Regions from separate parts of the Homo sapiens genome. Here region 2 is linked to region 1. A link is an interaction called in ENCODE POLR2A ChIA-PET data of the cell type or tissue named here. Cell type or tissue: OCI-LY7. All regions are shown on one strand. Links, peaks and the distances in the headings refer to the core of each region. The heading gives the core; the rest is flanking DNA. Region 1 overlaps P4HB (prolyl 4-hydroxylase subunit beta). Region 2 overlaps ASPSCR1 (ASPSCR1 tether for SLC2A4, UBX domain containing).

The links. ChIA-PET counts read pairs that join two places held together with the same protein. Peaks named below come from ENCODE experiments on the same cell type or tissue, not always from the same donor. Only the 100,000 strongest peaks of a DNase experiment are listed, where the experiment ranks them.
Region 2: POLR2A ChIA-PET joins it to region 1 with 11 read pairs; 3 of 35 experiments call an interaction of 5 or more read pairs at or near these places.

Annotation. Positions count from the first base shown.
Region 1 is chr17:81,839,777-81,855,328 of GRCh38, forward strand. It overlaps P4HB (prolyl 4-hydroxylase subunit beta), which reads right to left. Exons shown (of 11, transcript NM_000918.4): 4 at 15,366-15,503; 5 at 7,467-7,571; 6 at 7,171-7,296; 7 at 6,653-6,853; 8 at 6,095-6,215; 9 at 5,785-5,966; 10 at 5,368-5,454; 11 at 3,390-4,316. The coding sequence ends at 4,236. Among named protein-coding and RNA genes, the nearest start is that of PPP1R27, 13 kb to the left of the region's middle. In OCI-LY7, for the core only: no CTCF peak of the experiment used is centred there; no DNase peak of the experiment used is centred there.
Region 2 is chr17:81,992,720-82,008,271 of GRCh38, forward strand. It overlaps ASPSCR1 (ASPSCR1 tether for SLC2A4, UBX domain containing), which reads left to right. Exons shown (of 16, transcript NM_024083.4): 5 at 2,102-2,159; 6 at 3,273-3,346; 7 at 3,701-4,127. Among named protein-coding and RNA genes, the nearest start is that of CENPX, 22 kb to the right of the region's middle. RefSeq lists enhancers at 1,304-2,011, 8,342-8,989, 10,438-10,959, 10,960-11,481, 11,482-12,003 and 2 more. In OCI-LY7, for the core only: no CTCF peak of the experiment used is centred there; a DNase peak (open chromatin) is centred at 8,762.

The DNA of each region.
Region 1 (15,552 bases), core at 2,956-10,955:
TTCTCCCGCCTCAGCCTCCGGGGTAGCTGGGACTACAGGCGCCCGCCACCACGTCCAGCTAATTTTTTGTATTTTTAGTAGAGACGGGGTTTCACTGTGTTAGCCAGGATGGTCTCTATCTCCTGACCCCGTGATCCGCCCGCGTCGGCCTCCCAGAGTGCTGGGATTACAGGCGTGAGCCACCGCGCCCGGCCTACCGTCCAACTTTTAGAAGTCCAGTGAGGCCTGGCTGGGCTCAGAAGCTCACGCCTGTAATCCCAGCACTTTGGGAGGCCAAGGTAGAAGGATCACTTGAAGCCAGGAGTTGAAGACCAGCCTGGGCAACATAGGGAGACCCCCTTCCCTTCAAAAAATTTAAAAATTAGCCAGGCATGGTACTGGGTGCCTATGGTCCCAGCTACTTAGAATGCTGAGGTGCAAAAGATTGCTTGAGCCCAGGAGTTTGAGGCTGCAGTGAGCTACAGTCACACCACTGCACCCCAGCCTGGGCAACAGAGCAAGACCCTGTCTCAAAAAAAAAAAAATGTCCAGTGAATGCAACCAGCAGTGCTCTGCAAAAGCACCCGGGAGACCCTGTTAGTAAAGTCAGCTGAGGCCAGGCGCAGTGGCTCACGCCTGTAATCCCAGTACTCTGGGAGGCCAAGGTGGGTGGATCACCCGAGATCAGGAGTTCGAGACCAGCCTGGCCAACATGGTGAAACCCCATCTCTACTGAAAATACAAAGATTAGCCGGGCATGGTGGTGCATGCTTGTAATCGCAGCTACTCAGGAGGCTGAGGCAGGAGAATCACCTGAGCCCAGGAGGCAGAGGTTGCAGGGAGCTGAGATCGCAGCGCTGACTCCAGCCTGGGCAACAGAGTGAGACTATGTCTCAAAAAAAAAAAAGGAAAAGTCAGCGCAGGTCGCACTGCAGTCTGGCAGGAGGGCCAGCCTAGGGCCAGAAGGGCCCTTCCCTCCCTGAGGTCAGAGGCCCCCCGGGGTGTGGTACATAGACCCAGCAATCACTGTTTTAGGCTCCAGGCCGGTGGCTTCCTGGCACCTGGAGAGACAGAGGGTTGGGAAGTCCCAGGCTGCTAAGCCCTAACCACCTCCTCCCAGAGCCTTCAAAGTCTCCCCACTAATCCAGCAGCCCAGTCAGAGAGGTTTTGGACACTGCCCCACCACCTCCCAGCCACAGCCGAGCCCAGGAATGTGCTCATCAGCTGCCTCTGCAAAACGGGAAAGGTATCAGTGACTCCCTCCCCTTTCCAGAGCACATGACACCAGTGCTGCGGGCAGCTGTGCCATGTCCCAACGTTCTCTCCAGAGGGCCGGCTCCCCGCACAGCTGGTCCACAGGGTCACTGCACCCCATCCCACGGCCAGGGAGCACAGGCACAAATACAGCCCACCCCTTTAGCTGTGACTCAGGACAGCCTCCCTCAGAGACCCTGCAAGGAGCCACAGCCCTCGGGCCTCTGCCCACATCCTCCCACGGCACCTCCAGATGCCGTTGCCCACTTTTCCGTGAGTACGCGGCTCACTGTGTCGCAGGACCCAGGCATGGCACACAAACCCTGCTGAGGCCCTGGAGCTGAACTAGCCAGAAACCAGCCCCAGCACGGGCTGTCTCCAAGACCCACAGAGCTGGGGGCCGGGGCAGACGGCAGCACCCAGACTGCCGAGCTGGTGTGAGCCGTGTGGGGCCAAGGACATGTGGGCAAACCGGGCTGGCTGGTGCTGGCGACGTGTTGACACAGGTCCTCGCGGCATGCTGGCCGGATACTCCACAGCCTGGAGCAGAGGCAGGAGGAGCCGGAGCGGCCGAGTTTGTGAGGGCCTGTGGGGCCGGCAAGGGAGGTAGCGGGGAGAACGGGAGAACCGCACCCCCGGCGAGGCCTGGTCTGGCTTGAGAGCCGTCTCTGGCTCCAGCAGCTGCAGCCAGCCCGCAAGCTCGGGAACTGGGAGGACACCCGGGAATCTCGGCAGTGCGGAAGCTCCTACTCTAGGAAGCACATCAGGATGTGAAGTTGGCGGGGCTCACAGAGTCACAGGCAGGGCTCCTCAAGGCAGCCTGGTGAGGGTCGTTTGTTCCATCCGAACTTCTGAGGGCCGAGCAGCCTCCCTAGAGCTGCAGCTCCACCCCCACTCCCACCTGCCACCTGCACCCTTGGGCTCCTTCCTCCTGCCTCACCGCCCTCTGAGACCACCATGAGCCCTGCTGGATCCTCAGGGCCTCTGCCGTTGCCCTCAGGGGGACCCACAGACACCACAGAGCTCCTGTTGCCTCCCCTGCAGAAAAGCAGCAAATCCAGGCTCAGCAGAGCCATCGCCCAGCCCTGCACACAGGCCGCGGCTTGCCGTCTGCAGAAAAATTGACTTTCAGCCGGGCGCGGTGGCTCACGCCTATAATCCCAGCACTTTGGGAGGCCGACGCGGGCAAATCACGAGGTCAGCCAGCAGATCCTGGCTAACACAGTGAAACCCCATCTCTACTAAAAGTACAAAAAATTAGCCGGGCGTGGTGGCGGATGTCTGTAATCCCAGCTACTCAGGAGGCTCAGGCAGGAGAATCACTTGAACCCGGGAGGCGGAGGTTGCAGTGAGCCAAGACAGCACCATTGCACTCCAGCCTGGGCCACAGAGCAAGACTCCGTCTCAAAAAAAATCGAGTGTATGTGTTTTTTCTGCATGTGAAGCACAGGAGTGCTGAGGTTAAGCCAAATTACAACTTAAAGACCAGGAGATCCTTATTTTTAGAGACAGCTCTGTCACCCAGCTGGAGTGCAGTGGCGCGATCTCCGCTCACTGCAGTGTTGACCTCCTGGGATCAAGTGATCCTCCTGCCTCAGCCTCCCGAGTAGCTGGGACTGTAGGTGCAAACCATGCCCAGCTAATTTCTAATTTTTCCTAGAGACGGGGTCTCCCCGTGTTGCCCCAGCACTGGGATTCCAGGCGCGCGTCCCTGCGCCCAGCCCTGCCCTTTATCGTGTGAAGGGTTAGTGATAAGCAGGGCCCCCTGTTCCTCTCACCCATCCTTGAAGCCTGAGTCCACCTGATTTCTCGTCACTCCACGGCGGGGATGGGAGGGAATGACCAGGAGTCTGAGCATCACATGGGGCTGGGTGGCTCCACCCGTGTCCACATCCAGGGTCCAGAATCACAGAAGCCCCATCAGAGTCCAGGTAAAGCAGCCTACAGGCAGGGAAGGCATCCTCCCCGGGAATCGCAAGCCTGCACAGCTCTGCTGGGGAGACTGGGGCCTGTTTCTGCATCTGCACCTCGTCCCAGGGGCGAGGCCTCTCAGCACCAGTAACCCCACTAAGGCCTGGCAGATGGCCTTGGCGTCCGCATTCCAGCCCAGCTCTCCGGGCTTGGTGAGATCATAAACCCGAGGCAAGGACAGGTGGTAAAATTTCAACTTTATTTGGCCAATGTGTTCAATTCGATTGTGAAATAGAAATGCCTGAAGAACTGTCAGCGTCTGATTCAGCTCCAGCATCCTTGGCCACCTCCCCACCCGGGAGTCAAGGGTCGTGGTTCTGCCTTGAACAGGCCACAGGCCGTGCTGTAGAGAGGCCAGTGGTCACAATGAGCCCACGACAGGAGGAGGAGCCCTGGCTTGAGGGAAGGGGAAGGCCCAGGCCTGTGCCGGGCCCCAGGGCTGGCAGCCACCAGCTCCTCTTCCAGGCATGGGGGACACCCTGACAGGATCCGGAAGTCTCCATTTACCCAAAAATGCAAGAGCCATGATCAGTCATGGCGACACTGCAGGCGGTACTGAGTGACCATGTCCAGTCCGGCTCCGTCCCTCCCACACGGGGGACAAGCTTCTCCGAGGAGGCCTGGCCAAGGTGGAACAAATACCCTGATGTCGAAAAATGTCTAAAAATCCCACAGACGGAATTTTCAAAAAGAGGAGAAACCTCCCGCGGGAGGGAGGCAGCGAGACTCCGAACACGGTAGCAAGCACTCTGGACAGACTCATGTATGAAAAAGTACATCATGGTTTCAGGAAACAAGCCCCACCAGGGTGGGCTGCCTGGAGATGGATCCCTTTCCAAAAACCGAAAAGCAGAAGGAAGAGACGGGGGTGAACGGACGGTGTGTAGGGGTGAGGTGTCACTTCAGAGAGGTTCCCTGGGTTTCCGGCGACGCCCTCCTTCAAGCGAGGCCGCAGGCTTCGGAGGCGTGCGCTGCTGCTGGGTGTGCAGCCCCCGAGGGGTCTCGGCAGCGCCCGGGTCTGGCTTTGCGTATTACAGTTCATCTTTCACAGCTTTCTGATCATCGTCTTCCTCCATGTCTGGCTCCTCTGCTTCTTCCAGGTCCTCGAGATCCTGGGATACAGGAAAAGGGGCGGGGCGGGCAGGTTGGCTGCAACAGCTGAGGCTGCCGGCCCCCAGCACCCCACACTGCTCACACCGGGGACTAGCCGGCCACGGCGGACATGGCCACCGGCCACTGGAGCAGCCAACCCTGGTCTTTACGAGCTACACAGGGGTCTTCCCAGGAAGAGTGACGCCTGGGGGATTTCTGCCTATAGCAGGATGAATCAGAGCCCCCACTGTGTCAGGAACCCTGGGAATCCCAGCTCAGCCTTGGACCCTTCCACTGGGCATGGAAGGCGTATGTGTGTCTCCCAGCTTGGCACCATGGAGTCTACAGAGGGTCCACATCTCGGCAGGGACAACAGCCCCAGCATGAAGTCCAGGCACAGTCACCACTGGGGTGTGACCATTCTACTTCCAACCCTTGGGCTCTGGCCAATGACAGGCCACAGGCAGCACCAGGGGCCGGCCCTCCATCCCCAGCCTGGGCAGAGTATTCCCACCTCCCACTGTGCACCAGCACTCCCAGCAGGCCCTGCCAGCCTGGGCTGACCATGCCCTCATCTCCTTCACCATGGTCAAGCACCCCGCCCCTGCCGCATCCTCCCAACACCAGCCTTCCTGCTTCCCCGGCAGAGTCACCACTGCTGCTGGCCACGCGCTGACGGGCAGGACTAAACTCCCGAGGGCAGACCCATGTCTGCGCCCTTGTGCCCGGGCCCCGCCAGCGGGCTGGGGATGGACCTCTGAGTCCAAGTTAGCAGCATGTGAGGAACCGGTGCCATGTGTCTGAAAAGGTTTTCTAAGCAAAATCTGGTTTTTAAAGATGCCTTCAACGTCGTCCCCTAAAGAAGTGCTGGCCAGGGAGAGCTGTTTCAGCAGAGCACTGGGAGCACATCCCTTGCCCTGCTGGGCGAAGGTGTGGGGCCCCAGAGCCCTGGACGCACAGACGTGCCTCCAATGGCACCATTCCCATCACAAGCCGAGCCCAAGTGGGCATGTCCCGTGGGGCCAAGGGGCTGAATCCCAGAGACCAGCCCAGGGCTGTGACCCCACTCACGTCATCATCCCCTGCCCCATCCTGGCCACCGCTCTCCAGGAATTTCTTAAAACCATCCAGCGTGCGTTCCCCGTTGTAATCAATGACCTGTGGAAGACAGGGATGAGTGCAGGGGCTGGTCCCGGCCCAGAGCCAATCTCCTGGCATTGGCTCCTCCTCCCTAGAGAAAGGCAGAGCAGGCCCGGTCCGGTGGCTCACACCCGGAATCCAGCACATTGGGAGTTCAAAAACAGCCTAGGCAATATAGTGAGATCCCATCTCTCTCGAAAAACAAAGGTGGGTGCTTCTGAAGGAGCTCCCACAGCTCTTCTCCCACCTGACTAGCCCCAGGCTCCTTCCAGAGAGGCACCCAGGCTGGCGTGGGGACCACTGCTCTTCCCAGAGCCCGCCCCAGCCCCGTCTGGAGGGAAGGCGCACCGTCCTGTCGGCACTGGCAGGAAAGAACTTGAGTGTGGGGAAGCTGTGCACTTTGACGGCCTCCACCTCGTTGGCAGTCGAGTCCATCTTGGCGATGACGATGTTCTCATGGTCCTTGTACGTCTCTCCCAGTTTATCCCAAATGGGAGCCAACTGTTTGCAGTGACCACACCATGGGGCATCTGAAAAGAAAGCAGTTCTAGGGTGTGTCCTGGACACAAAGCCACTGGCAGACGCTTCCCCAGGAGTCTGCCTACCTTGCGCGTGCCCTGGTGGCACGGACCTGGGGAGCTGAAAGGGCAACACTTACAGAACTCCACAAAGACGTTTTTTTTCTCATCAAAAGCCACGTCTTCAAAGTTCTTCCCAACAAGCACCTTGACAGGCTGCTTGTCCCAGTCCTCCGGCAGCTCCTGGCTCATCAGGTGGGGCTGGAGGGCAGGCAGGGCACGGTGAGGGGCGGCGATGCCTGGGGGACCACAGAGCTCCCCAACCCTCACCCTGCCCGGGACTGAGGTGCGTGGCTGCCCTGGGCACACCAGGGTGGCAGCCGCAGACACCAACAGTGCCAAGAATCCAGAAAGAGAAGGCTGGGCCAGTGGGCTGGGCCCAATGAGCCCACGCAGGCCGCACCCTCGCCGGCCAGGAGGTTTCCCTGAGGAGCATCTGGGCCAGCCGTGTGGACAAGAGGGCTCCTACAGGTCCCCAAAGGTGTGACAAGAATGGTGGTCTTCACACCATCTTGGGCTCCGTCCTCTTACTCTGAAGATCTTACTTTGAGGACGAAGCCCAGGACACTGAGAGCCCAGAGACCCCAAGGTGGCGGCTCTACCCGGGAGGCAGCCCTGGCCCGGGGACGCGCCTGCACCTTGATTTTGCCCTCCAGGAAGCGGTGGCAGAACTCTGTGATCCTCTCTGCCGTCAGCTCCTCCGATTCGGGCTTGTACTTGGTCATCTCCTCCTCCAGGGTGATGAGGCGCACGGCCGGGCACTCTTCCTTCTTCAGGCCAAAGAACTCGAGGATGCGCTGGTTGTCGGTGTGGTCGCTGTCGATGAAGATGAACAGGATCTGGGGGAGAAAAGGAGGTTGCACAGGTGCGGGAGACGGCTGGCCTCTGCCTCCAGCCCTGACTTTGCTCGGAAGCAGACCGTGCTCCGGTGCCTTTTTCCTCCAACCTGGATTCCGGGGTTGCCCAACCAGACCAGCAGGTGACTGGGAGCAGAGGTCTGGCCTGGCTGGCCCCTCGCCTACATCCAGGCTGTCCTGAATCAGGTGCCCGATCCAGTCCAGCAGGCAGCCTCAGGAAGGCCCCACACTTGTCACCTCGGGAAGAGTTGTACTGCTCCCTGGCACCGCCCCACGAGCCACCCAGAAGAGCAGCTCACCTTGCCCTTGAAGCTCTCGGCTGCTGTTTTGAAGTTGCTCAGTTTGCCGTCATAGTCAGACACACTCTTGGGCAAGAACAGCAGGATGTGAGTCTTGATTTCACCTCCAAAAATCTTCGGGGCTGTCTGTGTTATAAACTTAAGTTACTGGGTCTGAGTCACACACTATTAATGCAGAAGATTCTCCCAATGGCCTCCAATGTCAGACGCTGGACAGCAGTGGTGACCGGGAGCCTCATGCCACCCCCAACCCACTCCTCCCCATCCCCAGCCTGGGGGCTGCAGGGCAGCCGCACCTGCTCGGTGAACTCGATGACAAGGGGCAGCTGGTTGTGTTTGATAAAGTCCAGCAGGTTCTCCTTGGTGACCTCCCCTTCAAAGTTGTTCCGGCCTTCATCAAACTGTGGACAGAAAGAGGGCCCTGACTGAGCATTGCTGCTGGGAGCACAGCCCCTGGGCCCGGGTCTCCCTGGACGTGGGAAGTCACAGCAGCCAGCAGCCCTGCCCTCCCGTGGGGTTTCGAGCCACAGGTCCAGCAATGGGTACAGGACATGGCTGTTCCTCGACAGTAAGACTGGCTCTGGTCACGGCCTTATGGCTGCCCGTGAATTCAACAGCTGGCTTCACATCCACAATGCAAGCCTGGCGCACGTGGTCCTCCAGCAACCTTGAAGTGTGGCCCATCCCCAGGGCCCCTAGCCTTTTCAGGGCACCCATGTGGTCAAAGCTATTTTCTTTTTTATTTGTTTTTGAGACAGTCTCGCTCTGTTGCCCAGGCTGGAGTGCAGTGGCATGATCTTGGCTCACTGCAACCTCTGCCTCCCAGGTTCAAGTGATTTTCCTGCCTTAGCCTCCCGAGTAGCTAGGACTACAGGCGCCTGCCACCATGCCTGGCTAATTTTTTTTTGTATTTTTAGTCGAGATGGGGTATTACCATGTTGGCCACGAAGGTCTTGATCTTTTTTTTTTTTTTTTTGTGATGGAGTCTTGCTGTGTCTCCCAGGCTGGAGTGCAGTGGCGTGATCTCCACTCACTGCAAGCTCCGCCTCCCGGATTCAAGCCATTCTCCTGCCTCAGCCTCCCAAGTAGCTGGGACTATAGGCGCCCGCCACCACCGGCTAATTTTTGGTATTTTTAGTAGAGATGGGTTTCACCACGTTAGCCAGGATGGTCTCAATCTCCTTACCTCGTGATCTGCCCGCCTCGGCCTCCCAAAGTGCTGGGATTATAGGCGTGAGCCACCGCGCCCGGCTGGTCAAAGCTATTTTCACACTCACACTTCTCTGGCCTCTGCCTTTTCACTCTCCCTCTCACGTGCTGCGGCACAGACCCACAGAGGCTGCTGGGCGCATGGTGTCGCAAGAGCAGGAGGGCAGGAGAGGAGAATCCTGCTGGAGGAATCTAAAACATCACTCAGCACTAAATTGTTTTTGTCTGGGACAAACTAGTTTCCGTAAAGATGTGATTTATGATAACATGTAATGGGATTATTATTCTTTTAAAATAAATTTGGCTACAGTGGCTCAGGCCTGTAAGCCCAGCACTTTGGGAGGCCAAGATGGGTGGATCGCTTGAGACCAGGAGTTCGAGACCAGCCTGGCCAACACGGTAAAACCCCATCTCTACTAAAAATACAAAAATAAGCTGGGCGTGGTGGCGGGCACCTGTAATCCCAGGTACTTGGGAGGCTGAGGCAGGAGAATCGCTTGGACCCGGGAGGCGGAGGTTGCGGTGAGCCGAGATCGCACCACTGCACTCCAGCCTGGGCGACAAGAGCGAAACTCTGTCTCAAAAAAAAAAAAAAAAAAAAAAAAAAGGCCAGGTGCAGTGGCTCACACCTGTAATCCTAGCAGTTTGGGAGGCTGAGGCAGGTGGATCACTTGAGTTCACGAGTTTGGGACCAGCCTGGCCAACATGGTGAAACCTCGACTCTACCAAAAATACAAAAATTTAGCTGGGTGTGGTGGTGCACACCTGTAATCCCAGCTGCTCGGGAGACTGAGGCAGAAGAAACACTTGAACCCGGGAGGCAGAGGTTGCAGTGAGCCAAGATCGTGCCACTGCACTCCAGCCTGGGCAACAGAGCAAGACTCTGTCTCAAAAAAAAAAAAAAATACAAAAATACAAAAATCAGTTGGGTATGGTGGCACCTGCCTGTAATCCCAGCTACTTGGGAGGCTGAGGCAGGAGGATTGCTTGAGTCTGGGAGGTAGACATTGCAGTGAGATCGCACCACTGCACTCCAGCCTGGGTGACGAGTGAAACAGGCCAGGCGTGGTGGCTCACGCCTGTAATCCTAGTACTTTGGGAGGCTGAGGCGGGCGGATCACCTGAAGCCAGGAGTTTCAGAGCAGCCTAATCCAACATGGTAAAACGTCGTCTTTACTAGAAATACAAAAATTAGCTGGGCGTGGTGGCGGGTGCCTGTAATCCCAACTACTTGGGAGGCTGAGGCAGGAGAATCGCTTGAACCCAGGAGGCGGAGGTTGCAGTGAGCCCAGATCGTGCCACTGCATTCGAGCCTGGCAACAGAGCAAGACTTCATCTCAAAAAATAAAAAATAAAAATAAATAGAGAGAAAAAAACGATTTTTTACATTCTTAGTTCTAGTTTCTAATACAACAGATCCTGAAAGGCGCAATCCACGTGCCTGTAAGGCCCTGGGGACCCCTAATAATGCACGGCAGCTTCAGGGAGTCCTAAGGCCACAAGATGGAGAGGCTGTGGCGCCCCAACCACGAGGGGTCAGCCTGCAGCTGAGGATGCGGCCTCGGCTCAGGCTCAGAGAGGCGCCCCTGTGCTGAGGCTCTTCAAGTGAGAATTTTGGGTGAGCCTTCCATCATTCCCCCGAACTACTTTTTTATTTATTTTTAAAATTTATTTATTTTTTTATTTTTTGAGACGGAGTTTTGCTATTGTCACCCAGGCTGGAGTGCAATGGCATGATCTCGGCTCACTGCAACCTCCACCTCCCGAGTTCCAGCAATTCTCTTTCCTCAGCCTCCCGAGTAGCTGGGATCACAGGCACCCGCCACCACGCCTGGCTAATTTTTGTATTTTTAGTAGAGACAGGGTTTTACCATGTTGGCCAGGCTGGTCTTGAACTCCTGACCCCAGGTGATCCACTTGCCTCGGCCTCCTAAAGTGCTGGGATTATAAGTGTGAGCCACTGAGCCCGGCCCAAACTATTTTATTTTTTTTTTGAGACGGAGTTTCACTCTTGTTGCCCAGGCTAGAGTGCAGTGGCAGGATCTTGGCTCACTGCAACCTCTGCCTCCCGGGTTAAAGCAATTCTCCTGCCTCTGCCTCCCAAGTAGCTGGGATTACAGGTACGCGCCACCACGCCTGGCTAATTTTGTTTTTTTAGTAGAGATGGAGTTTCTTTCTCCATGTTGGTCAGGCTGGTCTTGAACTCCCGACCTCAGGTGATCGGCCTGCTTCGGCCTCCCAAAGTGCTGGAATTACAGGTGTGAGCCACTGCACCTGGACAGAACTACTTTTTAAAATACTTATTTATTTAATTTATTTTATTTTATTTTATCTATTTTGAGACTGAGTTTTGCTCTTGTTTCCCTGGCTAGAGTGCAATGGCACGATCTCGATCTTGCCTCATTGCAATCTCCGCCTCTTGGGTTCAAGTAATTCTCCTGCCTCAGCCTCGCAAGTAGCTGGGATTATAGGCATGTGCCAACACGCCTGGCAAATTTTGTATTTTTATTAGAGATGGGGTTTCTCCATGTTGGTCAGGCTGGTCTCAAGCTCCTGACTTCAGGTGATCTGCCCGCCTTGGCCTCCCAAAGTGCTGAGATTACAGGCGTGAGCCAGCGTGTCCAGCCAAAAAAATTTATTTTATTTTTACTTTTTGTAGAGACAGTCTTACTATGTTGCCCAGGCTGGTCTCAGACTCCTGGCCTCAAGCAATCCTCTTGTCCTGGCCTCCCTAAGTGCTGGGATCACAGGTGTGAGCCACCAAGCCTGGTCCCCTTGAACCTTTTTTTTTTTTGAGACAGAGTCTTGCTCTGTCGCCTACGCTGGAGTGCAGTGGTGCTTCTCGGCTCACTGCAAGCTCCGCCTCCTGAGTTCACGCCATTCTCCTGCCTCAGCCTCCTGAGTAGCTGGGACTACAGGTGCCCGCCACCACGCCCGGCTAATTTTTTGTATTTTTAGTAGAGACGGGGTTTCACCGTGTTAGCCAGGATGGTCTCGATCTCCTGACCTCGTGACCCGCCCACCTCAGCCTCCCAAAGTGCTGGGATTACAGGCATGAGCCCCTGCACCCGGCCTCCTCAAACTTCTTAAATGAGACTTGGGGAAATAAATCACGCATCCTTTCTTACTGGCCGTTTCCATGTATGCGTCTGCAGAGTAACTTAGAGACCAGGTGCCACTCCCTGCTCTTGTGCACGCTGTGCCTGGGCCACCCTGGCCTGGCCTGACTGCCAAGGAGCTGATGTTAAACCAGGGCACAAGCACCAACCACCCTGCCCGAACCCGAGGGGCAGAGGCTTCTAAGCCTGCTACCTCTTCCCCAGAGGGGCAAAGGCGGGTAAGGAGAGGCAGAAAAGCCAAGTTCAGGAGGCCCTTGGAGGGAATCCTTTGGAACATGAGCTGCTGATCACAGCCGTGCTCCCAGTGGCACGGGTGGGCTCGCACTGTGCCCAGGAGTAACGCCGGGCCGCAACTGCAGGCAAACGAAATCCCCCCACCCCTGCAGAACAATGTCTCTGACTCCCTCCAGAGTGTCAGGCGCCGCCTACACCATCTCATGCCAAGAAGCCAGGAGGAGACACTGCCGCAGCTGTCCCAGGGCTGCCATCGTTTCAGCAGAGATGCTACACCACACTCAATCACGGTCTACTGCGGTAAGGGAAACTGGTCCACTTAGCAGGGCACAGCAGCAGGAGGCCAGCCCTGCCAGGCCACGGTGACAAACAGCATAGAAACGCCCAATGCAGGCCGGGTGGTATGGCTCACGCCTGTAACCCCAATGTTTTGGCAGGCTGAGGCAGGAGGATTGCTTGAGCTCAGAAGTTCGAGACCAGCCTGGGCAACACGGTGAAACCCCATTTCCACAGAAGTATTAAAAAATAGCCAGGTGCGGTGGTGCACACCTGTGGTCCCAGCTACTCAGCAGGCTGGGGTGGGAGGACTGCTTGAGCCCAGGAGGTCGAAGCTGCAGTGAAGTGTGATTGTGCCACCGCACTCCAGCCTGGTAACAGAGCGAGACCCTTTCTCAAACAACAATAACAGGCCCAGTGCTGCCAGCTGGGGGAGAAGAAAAAGTGAAATATCAGAAGCTCTCACACCCATGGTGCCAGTGACCAGCAGCCCCCGCAGAGGTTTTCCTGGGTTGCAGTGCCTGCTAGGGAAGGAAGGGAAGAGCAGGCAAGAGCGGGCCACACAAGAGCACCCGACTCAGCCAGGCTGCCCACTGTGGCCACTGCACACACAGGAAGGCCTCACTCACTTTGAGGGATGGGGGTTAACAGCCTGGTGGAAAAGGAACAAGTTGGACTCATCCTCTCAGCTGCGGGGTGAGCTCTGACTTCCAGGGCAGCCCCTACCACGTGCACCGGACAGGGGGCCGGGCTTCTGCCCGGAGCTGCCTGCAACGACCACGTTCGCCATCACAGACACCTGAGCCACCTTCAGTGGGCAGGAAAGCGCCACCCACCAACTGGCATCAAACCCAAGTGGGTTTGTCTGTGCCCAGCTCTAGTGGACTCCAGAGAATGGAGACAGAACGTTAACCTGTGGGGAGCCCACATGGATGGCCACGTGTGAGCCTTTGCAGGCAAGAGCAACGAAACCACCCTCCCAGCCTTCGCGGACACATATCACCAAACTGTCCATAGAGTCACAGCGGCCACTGCAGACATCCAGGGCACTGAAGGAGCTGTGGGCTGTGTGACAACACAGGGTTCGCGAGTTTCGTGGGCTCTGGAGAAAGTCTGCCCCAGAACCCAAGTTTCAGGACAAGACTTGGAACTTTCTCTTTAATAAAAGCTCTAAAAAGACCTTTGGTTCCTTCAACTTTATCCAACACTTCACTGGCTTTTTCTAGTCAGAGGTTTAATTTCCTGGGCACCTTGCAATGGCAATAGACTAATTTAGCAACTCTCTTCCCTTCAGGGGACATCAAGAGAATGTCTCCTGGTAAAGAGCATCTACTGTCTTGAGTTATCTTGAGGAAGTGGCTGCAAAAACAGCTAAATGACAAGAACAAGAACATGGAAGCAAGCCATCCTGACCCACCCGCACCACCGCGCTCCAGGAAGCTGGCTCTACCCTCCCTCCTACCTGGTCCCGGGGAGTGCTGGATGCTCCGTGCTTACTACAGAAAGTGAATGGGTCGGTGGCTCACACCTGTAATCCCAGCACTTTGGGAGGCCAAGGCAGGCGGATCATGAAGTCAGGAGTTCGAGACCACCCTGGCTAACACGGTGAAACCCCGTCTCTACTAAAAATACAAAAAAATTAGCTGGGTGTGGTGGCGGGTGCCCTGTAGTCCCAGCTACTCGGGAGGCTGAGGCAGGAGAATGGCGTGAACCCGTGAGGCGGAGCTTGCAGTGAGCTGAGATCGCGCCACTGCACTCCAGCCTGGGCGACAGAGACAGACTCTGTCTCAAAAAAAGAAAAAGAAAAAAAAAAAGAAAGTGAATGGGTTCCTTGTGTCCAAAACCACTCAGCCCCAATCCCAGAGGCTGCCCGTCTGACCGTTTGGCTTATGATGCTGCTGTCTAAAAGGTTCTTCTCCCCTCTGGAAACGACACAGGACAGGAGCTGAAGGTCCGATCGCCCCCGGCCGCCCTCCTGCCCCTCACTCCCCAGGTCCCTCCTCTCCCGAGACTTTCTCTCCTATCCACACTACCCTGGCTCTGAGCGGCACAAACCCACCATCACCCACATCCAGGTTCAGCTGTCCCTAGAGCACAAGTGTGCGGCCCCAGCCCCACCTGCCTGGTGACCGAGAAAAGAGACAATAGAAACCCACAGGCCCCATCTTGACACTGTGCAAACAAGGACCCTGCTGTGTCCTGGTAACGGGGAGAGGCGGCTAAGAGGCCACACTGTCCAGGAGCCCTTCCCCAGGAGAAGGACAGCGGGATCAGGATGGCAGTTTTCACAGTGGATCCTTAGGGGTCATAATGCCCTTGGGGCTGAGGGGCATACGAAGTGTGGGTGCCACCTGGGTGGGAACACGCCCAGAGCGCCAATACTCCAGACCTCTGGGTAAGGAAAACGTTCTGGAAATAGGGATGCTGCAGGACGCTCTGAATGTAGTTAATACTTTAGAATAGTTAAAACGTGGCCGGGCGCGGTGGCTCACGCCTGTGATCCCACCATTTTGGGAGGCTGAGGCAGGCAGACCACTCGGAGCTCAGGAGTTCAAGACCAGCCTGGACAACACAGCAAAACCCCATGTCTACCAAAAAATACAAAAACTCAGCCCAGCGTGGTGGCACGCGCCTGTAGTTCCAGCTGCTCGGGAGGCTGAGGTTAGAGGATCACTTGAGCCTGGGAAGCAGAAGTTGCAGTGAGCTAAGAATGCACCACCGCACTCCAGCCTGGGCGGCAGAGTGAGAAACCCTATCTCAAAAAAAAAAAAGGCAAACGGGGCCAGGCGCGGTGGCTCACATCTGTAATCCCAGCACTTTGGGAGGCTGAGGTGGGTGGATCACGAGGTCAAGAGATTGATACCATCCTGGCCAAAATGGTGAAATCTCATCTCTACTAAAACAAAGATTAGCTGGGCATGGTAGTGCATGCCTGTAGTCCCAGCTACTCGGGAGGCCGAGGCAGGAGAATCACTTGAACCCAGGAGGCGGAGGGTGCAGTGAGCCGAGATCACGCAACTGCACTCCAGCATGGGTGACAGAGCAAGACTCTCCCAAAAAAAAAAAAAGGGCAAATGTTGTTACATGTTTTATCATAATTGAAAAAAAAAAAAAAGCTAACAGTCAAAAGCAGTTCTGAGGCGGCTGTGGCAGGAGAGTGGCCAGAAAGCCCACAGCTGAATGCGAAGACCAGGCCACAGGCATCAGCGCAACACCCCAACTTGGCAAAGCTGCAGAACATACCTATTGGGCCAAAGGTGCCAGGAGCAAGGTTCCCTTAACGATAAGGAGAGCAACGCCACCCTCTGCAGACCAACCCCAGAACTAACCTGGGCAGAGCTGCCTGGGGCCACTCACCTTCTTAAAGAGGACAACCCCATCTTTGTCGAGCTGGTATTTGGAGAACACGTCACTGTTGGAAGTGATCCCAAATGGTATGTCATCGATGGCCTCTGCTGCCTGCAAAAACTGCTTGGCAGAGTCCGACTCCACGTCCTGAATGAGGAGGGAGAAGCAGAGGTCGTCATGATCCCGCAGCACCAAG
Region 2 (15,552 bases), core at 3,827-11,826, 150 kb after region 1:
TTTCCTGAGCCCTGCGTCTCGGGGCCTCTGGGCCGAGTCTCCAGCCATTTGGAGGGAAGGCAAATCCAAGGCCCTTTGTTGGCTGCTCTGTGGGACGGGAGCTTAGGGAGTGTGTCCCAGCCTGTGCGCAGAGGACACCCGCCGTGTGTGTGGTGCGCACGTGCTCCACAGGCTAGAGGCCCTTGGGGAAGGGGCTCCCCTGTAGGCAGTGGACCCAGGGAGACCATGGGGCTAAGTCCACGACCCTGTGGGGCCTCTGCAGCCAGACCAGGCTGTCAGAGTCGGGGCCTGGGTGGGAAAGGGATGCCCCTCCCCCAGGATTGAGGACGTGAAAAATAAAGGCCACGAAACAAAAGAAAACACGTCAAACCCACACACGTGGCCGAGTCCCCAGGTGTCGGGGCTGGGCCTGTCCTGGGTGTGGCACCTTGGGCTTTTCTGCTTGGTCTGTTCTCATTTCAGGGAGGCAAGTCCTGCCCTTTTTTTTGTTTTGTTTTGTTTTGTTTGTGTTTGAGACGGAGTCTCGCTCTGTCGCCCAGGCTGGAGTGCAGTGGCGCGATCTCGGCTCACTGCAAGCTCCACCTCCTGGGTTCACGCCATTCTCCTGCCTCAGCCTCCCGAGTAGCTGGGACCACAGGCGCCCGCCACCACGCCTGGCTAATTTTTTGTATTTTTAGTAGAGACGGGGTTTCATTGTGTTAGCCAGGATGGTCTCGATCTCCTGACCTCGTGATCCGCCCATCTCGGCCTCCCAAAGTGCTGGGATTACAGGCGTGAGCCACCGCGCCCGGCTGAGTCCTGCTCTTTCAAGTAGGTCAGCAGATCCCAGGGTCGGGGCACGGTGAGTGCACAGTGGACCCCTGCGGCCCTGTAAGCACACAGGTGGGTTCAGGCGGAGGCCGAGAGTTCCTGTCCCAGCATCCCGCTCTGTGCATGGATGTGCACGTATGTCTCGACCTGGACACTGCAGCACCCTGCCCTCTGACCCTCCCAGTACCCCCCATCCCGGAGGGTTGCTGCAAGCAGTTTCCAGCCCAGCTGTTACCTAATCTTTATCCCCTGTGTTCTGGTCACCAGCTCAGCCTGTGTCTTCCTGTCCCACCTGAGCCCTTGCAAGGCACACTGGCCATAGGGCCTGGCAGGGCACCTGCATGACCTGAGGCCGGCCCTGGCCTCCCCTTTGCCTAGGCTCTGGCCATCTGCCCCCTCCTCTCGGATTCCCCTCCCTGGAGAGGGACTGATGAGGGGCATCTGCAAGGAAGGCCTGAGAAGGGCTTTTGTTTTTCTCAGTGGGGAGGATTTCACGGTGGGGAGTTGGAAACGCAGAGGCAAGCCCGCCTCATGCAGCAGGTGCCACCAGCAGTTCACATGCTCTGGGGCTGGATGTGACGGCATGTGCCCGTCTCCCGGGCTGCCATGCACATCAGGCATGTGTGGGAGGCGTGCTGCATATACCTGCCCACCCATGCACGGGTCCAGCTGTGCCTCCTGCGGGGCGAGGCTCAGAAAGACACTGGTGGCAGAGTCCGACATGGACTTATAAGCACGGCCTCCCCGGCCACAGGCAAGCGGGCGTGAGCGGAGTGCAGCGCCCCTCCCTCCATGCTTCGGTGACATCAGGCGTCGGCTTTGAAGGAGGACATCAGGCGGTGGAGACAGGGGCACCTCCTCTTAGTGGGCGGCTTAAGATGAAAGCCCAGACGTCGGTACCCTGACTCTCAGGCTCCTGAGTACAGGTGTCCGTGAGCCGCATTCCGGAGCCAGTGCTGCTCGCCCCTCCTGTGCGGTCCCTGGGCCCTGCCGGCAGCTCCACGTCCTGCCAGCGGCCCCGAGACTGGAGGTCTCGGGGGGAGCCCCCAGGCCACGCACCACAGGCCAGGGTCCTTGGGAGCGCCCCCGGCTGTCAGGTGCCTCCTTTTGGTGGTTGTGGGGCGCAGTGGGGCTGAGGTCTGTGGCCTGGGCCTGGGCCTGGGACGCTGTCCTGGGTGGGTGCTGGGTGAGGGCCCCACACCTTTGCTTTCCGAGTCTCCTGCCCCAGGGCCTCCGTGGCACTGGTTGAGCTGCCCTGGGGTACCTGATGGTTTCTTTCCTCTCCTCCCAGGGAGTGCCTGCAGCACCCCGGCGGGGCCACCCCAGTCTGCGTGTACACGAGGGATGAGGTAGGCGGCCTGCTCTTGCTCACCCAGTCCCCGCTCACTTTCAGCCCACTTTCCAACTGGAAAATCTGCTGTCCCGCAGCCGTCTCCAGGGCAGTGGCGGGAGACTCGGGCTCTTGAAAGCACGACGTGTTTCATGGAAAAAGAGGGAGTGGCCGGCCCTCGGAGCCCGGGCTGCCCCGAAACCTCCCTCGGCGCCCTGTTTGTTTTTTCAGCTTCTCTCAAAGCCCAAGAGTCACAAAAGTGGTTTCATTTAATAAATATTTGCTTTGCTCGGTGTTTTGATCATTTTCAAAACCGAGTGTGGCGTGGCGCAAGCAAAGCCCGCCGTGGCGGGACCCTCCTAGCGCTCGTCCCTGGCCTCACAGGGGCCTTTTGTTTCCACGCTGGCTGAGTGCCCTTTGCTGGGGTGGGGGGGCACTGGCCCGGAGGGGCCCTGGGGGGCCAGGACATTCCCCGCATTTATCCCCATTTGGAAGCTCCCTGGCTGGGGCTGTGACGGGGAGGTTCAGGTCTACGTCCTCCCTTGAGGGGATGAGCCACGGGGCTCAGGACCCAGGCCCAGCACTGTCCTGAGGCTGTGGCCCTCAGGGACCCTTACACCCTTTGGCTTTTGTGCTGGGCCATTGACTGTGCCCTCGCTAGAGGCAGCTTCTCCACCCCTTCCTCACAGGTCAGAGTTAGCGTATGGGACGTGGCCAGCCAGGCCCGATCCCTGCCCACCCCGAGCTGAGCACCAGGAATGGCCACCCCCGTGGGTGACAGCACGTTCCTGCCTCTCTCGCTCCGGGCAGTGGGTCCTGGCACCAGGGCTTCCTCCTTGCAGCCCAGCTCTGCCAGCCCAGGCCTCAGTGAGCTTGGGTCCCAGCTGCGGAGACCAGGCTGGGGGAGACACGGTCAGGCATGGGCAGCAGGTCCTGCCCCGGCTGCAGACCAGACTCAAGCTGGGCCTTGTGGAGGGTGTGGACCGGCAGGGGCCAGATGTGGGGGGTGGGTAGGATGGAGGCCAGAGAGGGCACGTGGCCTGTGGTCCTGGTGGTGCCGGTGCCCGGAGGGCTTCCCTGGGCTCTGGGGTCCCGGTGCAAGGCGCACCTGTCCTGGCTGCTCCTCCTGCAGGTGACGGGTGAAGCTGCCCTGCGGGGCACGACGCTGCAGTCGCTGGGCCTGACCGGGGGCAGCGCCACCATCAGGTAAGGGCAGTGCTGCTGGGGCCGAGGAGTCTATTTAGCTAAAAAAAAAAGTGGTCTCAAAGGAAAGGAGAAAGGACACGTGGCAAGTGGGGAGTAGGTGTACCCAGGCCCTCATCATGGAGAGCGCCTGGTGGCCTCTGCCTGCCTGTGGGCGTGGGGGCTGGGCTGCCCCGACCTCATCTCTGTGTCCCCCAGAGGGGCGGTGGATCTTGGGAGGGCGCATGGGGCAGGAGAGGGTGAACCGGGGGCGGGAGAGGGTGAGCCGGGGGCGGGAGAGGGTGAGCCTGGGCCGGGAGAGGGTGAGCCGGGGGTAGGCACCACAAGGTGCTTCCCTTGTCCTCTGGCCCCACTCAGGTTTGTCATGAAGTGCTACGACCCCGTGGGCAAGACCCCAGGAAGCCTGGGCTCGTCAGCGTCGGCTGGCCAGGCAGCCGCCAGCGCTCCACTTCCCTTGGAATCTGGGGAGCTCAGCCGCGGCGACTTGAGCCGTCCGGAGGACGCGGACACCTCAGGGCCCTGCTGCGAGCACACTCAGGAGAAGCAGAGCACAAGGGCACCCGCAGCTGCCCCCTTTGTTCCTTTCTCGGGTGGGGGACAGAGACTGGGGGGCCCTCCTGGGCCCACGAGGCCTCTGACATCATCTTCAGCTAAGTTGCCGAAGTCCCTCTCCAGCCCTGGAGGCCCCTCCAAGCCAAAGAAGTCCAAGTCGGGCCAGGATCCCCAGCAGGAGCAGGAGCAGGAGCGGGAGCGGGATCCCCAGCAGGAGCAGGAGCGGGAGCGGGTAAAAGGGGCTCTAGGCCTTGGGACTTGGGGGTGTCCTTTCTCCTGATGTGTAGCCCTGCGTGGCTTTAGCTGGTCAGCCTGGTGGCGTGGCCGTGATGCGGGCAGAGGAACCCAAACGCGCAGAGGAACCCAAACGCGGGGCTCTGGACAGGAGCCTTCTGACTTCGCCCAGGAAGGAATTTAGGGGTAAGCAGGTGGTAGAGAAAGTAGCTTTACTGAGACGGTGGCTGTGTCTGCTCCGGGATGAGGCCGTGTCCGCTCCGGGATGAGGCCGTGTGGGCTCCGGGATGAGGCCGTGTTGGCTCCATGACAAGGCGGCAACTGTGTCAGCTCCGTGTTGGCTCCGTGATGTGTGGCACAGAGCAGGGCCGCCCTGGGGTGGTGCATGGAGGGCAGCAGCTCAGGGCATGGCCGTGGTCACATTTACATCCACTCAACTACATGCACGTTAAGGGGTGGGGCATTCAGAAATCTCTAGAAAAGGGGTGGTAACTTCCGGGTTATGGCCAGGGAAGGGGGAGCTGGTGAACGCATCAGCCAGTCTTCAATCTGGTCTGGAATCAAGCCCCACCTCCTACCTGAGCAGGGTCACTGGGCTTGTTCTTAGCTTCTCAGGCAAATGATTTTTTTTTTTCTGGGTTTTTTTTTTTTTTTTTTTGAGACAGAGTCTCACTGTGTCCCTAGGTGGGCGTACAGTGGCGCGATCTCGGCTCACTGCAGCCTCTGCCACCCAAGTTCAAGTGATTACTCCTGCCTCAGCCTCCCGAGTAGCTGGGACTACAAGCGCGCACCACCAAGCCCAGCTAATTTTTTTGTATTTTTAGTAGAGACAGGGTTTTACCATGTTGTCCAGGATGGTCTCAATCTCTTGACCTTGTGATCCACCCACCTCGGCCTCCCAAAGTGCTGGGATTACAGGCGTGAGCCACCGCGCCCAGCTCTTTTTTCTGGTTTTAAACCACCTTTACTGAGGCACCCACTTTTTTTTTTTTTTTGAGATGGAGTTTTGCTTCTGTCGCCCAGGCTGGAGTGTGGTGGCGCACTTTCGGCTCACTGTAACCTCCACCTCCCGGGTTCAAGCGATTCTCCTGCCTCAGCCTCCCAAGTAGCTGGGACTACAGGCGTGTGCCACCACGCCCAGCTAATTTTTGTATTTTTAGTAGAGACGGGGTTTCACCATGTTGGCCAGGCTGGTCTCGAACTCCTGACCTCAGGTGATCCGCCCGCCTCAGCCTCCCAAAGTGCTGGGATTACAGGCTTGAGCCACCGCGCCCAGCCTAATTTATTTTTATTTTTATTTTTCATAAAGACGAGGTCTCTCTCTGTTGCCCAGGCTGGTCTCGAATTCCTGGGCTCAAGCGATCTTCTTATCTCAGCCACCCAAAATGCTGGGATTACAATTGTGAGCCACCTCACCAGGCCTGAAAGTTACTTTTTATAATATTGTGGATAGTATCATGCTTCCTGTTACATCTTTGACTGGCTGACTCCTTGCTAGTTCTAGTGGCGTCTTGGTTTCTGTCGGGGCCTCTGCAGACCTTTCCCTTTGTCCTCTCATCGTTTTTCTTCCTGTGTTGCAGCGAATGGGCCTCTGGTGCTTTTGGATCGTGGCGATCTTAGTAGACATCCTTCCTTGTCTTGATCGTAACAGGAATTACTAGTCATTTCTCTGCCAAGGATGATGTGTGCTATAAAAAGCCTTTATCAAGCAGAGAAAGTTACTATTCCTAACTTTCTGACATTTAAAAAAATCTTAAGTGGGTGTTGAACCGTTTCAGTGTTTTCAGCATCAATGGAGATGACCGTATGCTTTATTTTATTGGCTTGTGCATGTGTGTTCATAAGTGAGACAGACTTTTTTTCCTTGCTCTGTCTTCATCCAGTTTGGGAATCGAATTTCACCTGGCTCACAAGGGAGCTGGGCAGTGGCCCCTCTTTTCTGGGTTCTGGAAGTTCTCCGAAGGTTATGGCCACTGCTCACTGCAGACTACACCCACCACTGGGGCACTGGGCCCTTGGCGGGGAGTGCATGCAGGCAGGCGGCCAGGTGCTGACCTCCGAGCATGCCTGTGTGTGGCTGTGGCCTGACCCTCTCCCTCACGCCTCCCCCCAACCGTGGGGACCTCGTGTCTGTGGGGTCCCTGGCCCTGTGGCTGACTTTTCCTTTGTCCCTGTCCTGACCCCGCATCAGAGCCCTGCACCTGGGCTGCTGAAACCTGACTTCCTCAGCTTCCTCACCTGCAGAACTAAGGTGTTCGTGGCATTTATGGGTTTTGTGCCAAAAGAGGCAGACTGGGGGACTGTCATGCGGCTTTCGGTGACAGGGATGGGAGGAGGCTGTTTCCCAGCCCCTGTGTCCCCTGAGGGCCAGGCTGCCAGCTGCCAGCCACAGCCCAGGGGCCAGGTCAGAGCTTCTTGAGCTCCTGCTGACGTAGTGGGCCTGGAAGGCCCCCATGCCTCCATCTCCTGTGGACATTTAAAATATTTGTGTCTGGGCCTGTGGCATGGTGGCTCACACCTGTAATCCCAGCAGTTTGGGAGACCGAGGTGGGCAGATCACCTGAGGTCAGGAGTTTGAGACCAGCCTGGACAACATGGCAAAACCCTGTCTCTACCAAAAATACAAAAATTAGCTGGGTGTGGTGGCAGGTGCCTGTAATCCCAGCTACTCGGGAGACTGAGGCAGGAGAATCTCTTGAACCCGGGAGGCGGAGGTTGCAGTGAGCCGAGATCGTGCCACTGCACTCCAGCCCGGGTGACAGAGTGAAACTCCATCTCAAAAAAAAAAAAAAAAAAGAAAACAAGAAGTGGCCAGGAGGGCTCTGTGCACATGGCCCCGGCCTCGGCTGTCCCCTGGGCACTCGTGCTACGTGTCCCGGAACTCAGGTGAGGTCAGGAGTTTGCTTCCTCCTCCTCTGGCCACTTCTGAGTGAAGCAACCTCATGCCTCCCTCTTGCCTCCCGGCCACACACCTGGGAGGGCAGAGGCCGGGCGTCTGCACCGTGTTGGATGTGGGGGCTCCCATCTAGCCCGGCGTCAGGGTCCAGCCCCTCTGTTTTCTGTCCCCCTGGCTGTCCTGGGACTGTTCCTGTTGAGTGGACAAGGGAGTGGGGAGTGAGGGTGTTGGGTCCATTCTAGGACTATGATGGTGTTGGCACCCCATCCTCCCTCTGGGAACTCTGCCAAACTCTGCACTGTGACACCTGAGTCCCCATGAAGCGCTCGTGCCCCTCGACCCGTGTGCTCCGGGTGAGCAGGGGCTGACCCCCTCTAGGCCTGCTCTTGTGGGGACCCCTCAGTGTGAGAGACACAGTGGCTGTCATGTTCCCCCATTCTAGAGGCGTGGGCCTCAGCCCCTTCCCTCCGTGACCAGGGCGGGTCTTGTCTGCAGAGCGTGGGGCGTGGAGCATGGGGCTCGCAGCCCAGAGTAGTGCCCGCCCGTGCTCGCCCGTCGGGAGGCGCTGTTGGGGTGGGGTCTTGGCTGGCAGGAGGGGTCCAGGGGAGGGAGCGTGTGCCTGGCCTGCATGGCGTGCTGAGGGCCTTTGATCTGGGACTTGGGCAGCTGATTGATGGAGGGCGTCCTGCCTGCCCCGCGCCTCCCATCGCCGCCAGCCGCACACGCAGAGGGCCCGGGGCCACATGCCGCTGCTGGGTCCCTTTCAGTGATGGGGGGAGGGGAGAAGGGAACAAAACAGAACTTTTTTGGGGAACTTCAAAGGTACACTTTAGTAAGCAAAAAGAGTTTCCAAGTTTCCCATTAATGTTTTGCCTGTGTGTGGTTTTTGGACTTAAATAAAGAGTCAGAAGGAAGAGACAGGATAAAATACAGGCAGGTCCTCGGCCGAGACCCGGGGTGGTTCACAGACCCGGGCGGTTCCTGCCTTTGATGTCAGGCATTAATTATTAGAAGGTAGTTTTACTGGCGATCAGAACCGGGCGCTGGGAGAGGCTGGGGCTGCCCGGCGCCCCCTGGCCCTGTCTTTGAAGTGCCTCCACTGGCTGGGAGGCTGCCCTGCAGCCCTGTGCTGGGCTGGGACGCCAGTCCCAGCAGACGCCCCCCACAACTCGGCCTCCCGGCAGCTGGCACGAGGGCCGCTCCTGATCAAAGGCTGGGTCTGCCCGCACGGGCTGGCGGCTGCTGCCCTGCCTGCCCCTCCCGCCTCGGGGGTGAACCTTGCTCCTGGAGCCGGGGCCTGGGGTTTCCTCAGCACCCCTGCTCACACCCGGCCCTCTGTGGCTGACAGCCGGTGTGGGACTCGTGGGGCGGGGAGGAGCCTGTCCCAGGGTTTTGGGGGTAAACCAGCGGGGAGGAGGCTGGGCCTGGAGCGGGTCATGCACTGGGCGTGGTGAATACACCCTGCCTGGGACCCCCGTGTGCCTGGCAGGGCAGGTGCTGTTGACCCTGGGCAGTAGGTATTGGGCCAGGGGCTCCTGCCCCTGGACCCTGACGCCGGGCTAGACAGGAGCCCCCACATCCGACGCGGTGCAGACTCCCATCCCTGCGGCCAGCACAGTCAGTGGCCAGGGTGGCCCAGGTCCCTGCTATGCCTCATGGGTGTCTGAGGACAACCCTGGGCTCTGAGGCTGTCCCTAGGGGCACAGCCTGTGGCCTTGATTGGAATGGCCACCAAGCGTGGCTGGCAGATGGCTCAGCGACTTTGCAGGTGGCTGGCTGAGTCCCGGCTGTTTAGAAGCCTGGTGACTGACAGGCGCTTGTGTTTTGGTGAGGAACCCCGGGGGGTAGGGGGTGGATGCTCGCCACTGGGGCTGTGGGGAGAACTGGGAGTGTGGGGCTCCGTACTGGGCGAGTCGGCTGCTGCAGGGCGCAGACCCCACTGGCCCCTTCTGGCCTGGACTCTCCTCCCCGTTGGGCCCAAGATCCCCTGGTTGGGATTGTTCCAGGAACTCAGGTCAGGGGCCCCGTCAGCCCTTCCCGGGCTCCCCCAGGAGCAGCCTCCAGACTCTGCCCTGCGGATGACCCCCCTCACCAAACTGCTTTTCCTGCCTGTCCGGGGGTGTTGGTGCGCTTTATCCACAGTGACACACGCCTGCCACACCGTAACGTGCCCAGCTCCAGACGGGCTCATGGTCAGCCCAGGCTGCAGCAGTCCTGAATCCTGTTCTTATTTTTCTTTTCTTTTTTTTTTCTTTTTCCTTTTTTTTTTTTTTTTTTTTTTGAGACACAGTCTCGCTCTCTTGCCCAGGCAGGAGTGCAGGGGCACAATTACGGCTCACAGCAGTCATGACCTTCCATCTCAGCCTCCCGAGTAGCTGGGACTGCAGGTGTGAGCCACTGCACCTGGCCTCTTTTCATCTTCTAAAGTATTTTTCTTTTTAAAATTAAAAAGTGATTTTTTTTTCTTATGAGTACCTCATGCTTTATATTTTCATCTTTTCATTTTCATTTTATTTTATTTTATTTATTTTTTTGAGACAGTCTCGCGCTGTCACCCAGGCTGGAGTACAATGGCACGATCTCGGCTCACTGCAACCTTCCCCTCCCAGTTCAAGTAATTTTTCTGCCTCAGCCTCCCGAGTAGCTGGGATTGATTACAGGTGTCTGCCACCTGTAATTTCTGTGTTCTTTGTAGAGAAGGGGTTTTGCCATGTTGGTCAGGCTGGTCTCGCACTCCTGACCTCAGGTGATCCACTTGCATCGGCCTCCCAAAGTGCTGGGATTACAGGTGTGAGCCTCTGTGCCCAGCCTATTTTTATTTTTATTTTTATTTTTTGAGACAGAGTCTCACTCTGTTGCCCAGGCTGGAGTGCGGTGGCATGATCTCAGCTCACTGCAACCTCCACCTCCCGGGTTCAAGTGATTCTGCTGCCTCAGCCTCCTGAGTAGCTAAGAGGCGCCTGCCACCATGCCCGGCTAATTTTTGTATTTTTAGTAGAGATGGGGTTTTACCATGTTTGTCAGGCTGATCTCAAATTCCTGACCTCAGGTGATCTGCCTGCTTTGGCCTCCCAAATTGTTAGGATTACAGGCGTGAGCCACCGCGCCCGGCCTGTTTTCATCTTTTTAAAATAACTTTTTTTTTTTCGAGACAGGGTCTGTCTATGTTGCCTAGCCTGGAGTGTGGTGGTGCGATCTCTGCTCACTGCAACCTCCACCTCCTGGGTTCAAGCGATTTTCGTGTCTCAGCCTCCTGAATAGCTGGGATTACAGGTGCCCGTTTAGTAGAGATGGAGTTTTCATCATGTTGACAGGCTGCTCTTGAACTCCTGACCTTAGGTGGTCTGCCGGCCTTGGCCTCCGAAAGAGCTGGCATTACAGGCGTGAGCCACCGTGCCCAGCCTAAAATAACTTTTCTTGGCTGGGTACAGTGGCTCGCACCTATAATCACAGCACTTCGGGAGACCGAGCTGGGAGGATCTCTTGAGCCTAGGGGTTTTAGACCAGCCTGGGCAACATAACGAGACCCCATCTCTACAAAGGAAATTTAAAAATTAGTAGGGCGTGATGGTGTGTGCCTGTAGCCCCAGCTACTTGGGAGGCTGAGACGGGAGGATTGCCTGAGCCTGAGAGATCAAGACTGCAGTGAGCTGAGATTGCACTGCTGCACTCCAGCCTGGGCAACAGAGCGAGACGCTGTCTCAAAACAGAAACATCTCTGCTTTGGGCCTTCCTTGTTGGCCTCTCCCCAGCCATGTGGCCACTCGCTGGCAGGCCCGGGCCATGAGCATCGGTGCGGATGCTGTGCTCAGCCTGGGGGCGGCGCCGTCTCCTCTGGGTGGGATTCGAGGCCTGATGCCTCTGCCTGGTGCAGGAGGGATGTTGTGCTGAGGGTGTTCCCCGTGCTTTGGATGTAAAATTTGGGCATGGAGTTTGTGGTGTCTTCAGAGGCAGTCCCGCCTGCGTCCTTTGTGCATGCCTGTCCACGCCGGTCGCAGCGGTCTCCCCACAGAGCCCGCGCCCACGCCCTGGCACAGCCTCTCCTGCTGTGCACGTCCCAGGCCTTTGATGGCGTCCACGTGCTCCGCCGCCTGCCTCCGAGGGTGGCCGGGGCGCTGAGTAACTCGGGAGGTTTGGCCCGTGTCTGGCGTAGTGATTCATTGAAGCTCAGAGCCTCCAGGGGAAACTCCACACTCCCTCTCACCGGAGCCCTGGCGGGGCAGGCCGGGCCGAGACGGTGGGAGGGAGGGAGGCCGGGAGGGAAAAACACAAACCCTCAGAGACGCTGGAAACTCTGAGGTTGGGGCCACCTCCGAATGGGTTCACATTTTTCCTCTGTGTGTCATCACATCCTGGAAAATTACTGTCAAGAAAAGGAGACCTCTGGGCAGTGTCCCGGCCTGTGTGCATGCCCCTGGCGCCCTCACCCTGCAGCCCCCAGCCTCCCTCCCCTCGGTTTCCCAGCTCAGCGGCCCAGGGATGCCCCAGCACTGTCTGCTGTGAGGCCGCGCGCCCGCAGGGCTGCCCCCGGCATCCCGGACAGCGTCCCTGTCCTTAGTCCTGCCCGTCCTTTCTGGCCTTTCTCCGGCCCCCTTCCAGTTTCGGGGCATCTGGATAAATGGTTAGCATCATTGTGGTCCGGTCCTTGGCGGCCCTCCTGGAGGCCGGGACCTGGGGGTCCACCGGGGGCCTGGGTTTGCAGGAGACAGGAAGGGGCTAAAGGGGCAGAAGCATGCAGGGGCTTCACCTGCAGGAGGAGTCGGGTCTTTCACAGCTGCCCGGCCACCCTCGGAGCCTGAGAGGCCATCACACCTTTCCCTCATGGTGCCAGCTGGACCCTCCACGCTCCTTGCCTCCTTGTGTGTCATGTGGCAGCCACAGGCACCCCCACCCTGTGGCGCATTTTGAGCTTCTGGGGAGCTCAGCACACACAGCCCCTGTGAAAGTGCAGTGCCGGCTGCTGGACCCTGCTGTGCCCCCGGCATCACCCCTGTCCTCTGAGACCTCTGACTCTGCCCAGCAAGAGGGGCAGGGTCGGGAAGAAGGGAGTGTGGGGCCTTTGGAAGCCGGGCCCAGGCAGTGAGGCGGAAACCAGGCTGGGCTCAGCATGGCGAGCTCCTCCTGGTGAAGGCACTGGTGTCCGGGGGCATCAGCGGCACAGAGAAGGTTCTGGGCTCCATCTCCTGAACCTGTCTGGAAGAGCCCAGCTGCTCCCATGGACCTGCGACCTGCTGCCCGGGGCCGGGGGTCTGGGCCTCTTTGCATCGGCTCAGGGGAGGCCATCCGTGGCTGGGCGAGGGTCAGCTGCCATTTGGATGCCCCGGCAGCCGTGGGGCTCTCGCCTCTGCCAGAGCAGGCAGCTTCCGAGGTGGCAAGGGCTTTGGGGAGCAGCGGGAGGCCTGGGGGTGCCGAGTGTTCCGGAAATATTGCTGGTTCTTCTGGGGCAGTCCTGGCCCGCTGGGCAGAGCAGAACACGGCCTCTGCTCAGTGGCAGGGTGGGGCGCCGGGGTGGCGGAAACATGAGGCCGCGTGAAGTGGGCATCAGTTGGGCCCTGGGGTTTGGTCTCGGAGGCCTGCGGGGCAGTGGTCCCCCGGCTCTTGCTGCCCTGCGGTTCAGTTCCTCCTGCTGCAGCGCCTGTGTGCCCCGTGGGTCGGCAGGTCTCGTGAGAGGCCTCATCTGAGACAGGAAGCCCCACGCAGGCTTCTGGAAGGCTCCTCCTGGCTCTCAGCCACCCCGTTGGCTGAGTGAGACTGACCCCAGCAGCTTCCTGAGGCGTGGCAAGGCCCCCAGGGACACCTGGCGGCCACACACCTGGGGGACCCCACCAAGGCTGAGACCCAGGTTGGGGCCCCCTGCACTGCTGAGGTTTGGGCCTCATTCCCCGCTGGCCCTCCGTCTGCTTGGGAGCTTTCCAGGTGGGGATGTTTGTAGGGACAGTGGTATGGCATCCAGTTGCCTCCTCCCTGAAACCTTCAACCCGAACCTCACTCAGCACAGAGAATTGGGGGCCAGACCACGGCGGACGGAGGCGTCCTGCTGACACAGCCCCTGTCGGGATGTGGGAAGGGGCGGAGGCACAGCTCCAGCCCCAGCGTGACCGTGTGTGTGGGAAAACCGTCCGGGTACTTGGGGACAGCAGGGACATTTCCAGTGTGGGTGTGTGAGAGCCACCTCCCCCATGCGGTGGGCCCTGGTGTGATGCTGGCAGCTGGGACAAGAGTCCTTCTCTCAGCAGATGCTGCTGTGCTCCTGGGGCACAGTCTGTGGTTTTCTTTTGTGTGCATGTCCATGCTTGGGTGTTGTGTGCATGTCCTTGCGTGTGCGTGTCCTTGCGTGTGCACGTGTGTGCTTGGGGGCGTGTGTGTGTCCTTGCGGGTACACATGCGTGCTTGGGGTGTGTGTGCATGTCCTTGTGGGTGCACGTGTGTGCACGGGTGTGTGTGTGTGCGTCCTTGCATGTGCACAGGTGTGTGTGTGTGTGTGTGTCCTTGCGGGTGCATGTGCATGCTTGGGGGGCGTGTGCGTGTCCTTGCGGGTGCACGTGCGTGTTTGGGGGTGTGTGTGTGTCCTTGCGGGTGCACGTGTGCTTGGGTGCATGCAGGTGTGTGTGTATATGCATGTCTGTGTGTGCACATATGTGCATGCATGTTTGCCCCAGAGCGGAAGGAAAGTGAATGCAGCCGAATGATCACATCTGCATGAGGGGTGTTCACTGTTGTGTCTGCCCATCTTTCTGTGGGCTGAAATATTTCAAAATAAGAAATTGAGGGGAAAGAGAAAGGAGGGTGCTTGTCTCTCTCCTTGCCTCCTGCTCCTCCTCCCTGTGTTGGAGGCTCCAGGACGCCTCACCCCCGGTTGACGTCATTTTTGGCCTGCACAGGCAGCCCGTTTCTTTTCTCCTGGCACCGGCGAGGAGGCTGGGGAGGGGGGACGGGAATTCCCCCAGGGGCCAGGCCTTGACTGCCCTGCAGGGCCCTCGCTGTCGCTTTTTTCCCTCACAGTGTCTCATCCCTCAACCTCTGTTTTCCATCCAAAGGCATCTCTGTGAATCCACCTGGCGCGGGAGCGGCGCTGATGCCACAAATGCGGGCCAGACTGCTGGGCAGAGCTCACCAGTCAACAGGGCTGGGTGTGGCTGGGGCAGCCCTGAGACCCCAGGCCCTGCCGCTGTGGCTCCCCCTTCCTGGCCCCTCTTCTCTGTGGGACAGAAAGTCTCTCCTGGGGAAGGCTCGGAGCTGAGCTGATGGGTGTTTGAAGTTTCTCCACACACAGGGTCCCCTGGCATCTCCCTCTGTCATTTGGTGGCCAAGTGACATTTCCCAGCAGCCCTACTGCAGACGCCATATGTTCTCGGGGTGACTCAGGTGGCCTGGGCCCTTCTGGTAGCCGCTTATCCAGCCTGACCCCAGGCTCCAGCGAGGCTGCTCCGGATCGGGGCTGCTCTGCCCAGGTGAAGGGCGGGTGTGGGAGGTTTCCGTAGAGGCCGCTCTCCCCTGCTACCACGGCCCCGTGTGGGACCCTGGGTCTGTCTGACAGACAGAGGCTTCCTGAGCCAGGCCCTTGGGATGACGGGTAGGAATCTAGGGTGGATCCACAGGAATTAGAGATTTTTTCAGTTTTGTTTTCCAAATGAAGTCAACAGCCCCCTAGCAGCGTGATGCTGATGGTCCTGTCCCCTATGGCCCCCATCCTGGAGGCACCCTGGTGTGGGCTGTGGGCCTGGGGGTCCTTGGCACTGTCCAGTATGCGGACGTGGCAGCAGCCCACATTTCCCCCAGTGACCACCAGGCTGTGCCCTGGACGTGGCCGCCTGAGCACGGCATGTCCTGGGGCCCCGTCTGGTGGTCAGGCTCAGTACGAGCCCATCAGGGGTACTCTGCCCGCCTGGGAAGACAGTGTGGCTTCTGGGGGCTCCTCCAGGGAGGCTCTGGACCAGGCTGCAGAGGATGCCAACCTGCCACAGGCTGGCCTGGCCGCTCATGGACATGGCGGCTCCTGGCCCAGGGTCTCTCCCCCGGGAACCCAGGCGTGCTCGCGGCCCTCTGGAATGCAGGCGCTGGGGCTGTGGGGGGCCGCCTGGCGCCTGGCATCTTGTTATAAAAAGCTCTGGCGCAGGCTGCTCTCAGTGGCTGCAGGATGGTTGTGGCTTTGGAAGGGCAGCCCCCAGGGGCCTTGGTCAGCCACCTGTGGGCCCCACTGCCGAGCCGTGGTCAGCCCTCACTGGCTGCCCTGCCATGACGCTGCTGAGGTCAGTGCAGCTCCCGCCAGACTCCCGTGACAAGTCATAACAGAGCCACATGCTGGGTGGCTGCAGGGCCCTGTCGCCCACAGCAGTCGAGGTCTCAGGTGTGTCCGGAGGGCAGCCCTGGAGACACCTGGGACAGGCGTACCTCTGGCAGGCGCACCCTGGCTGTCACCCAGTGTGGGCATGGTGGGGGTGCTGGAATGCTGTGTAGGGCAGGAGGCAGCAGCCCGTGGCTGGGTGGGAGACTGCAGGGTAGACGGGACGGGACCAGGAGGGTTGTT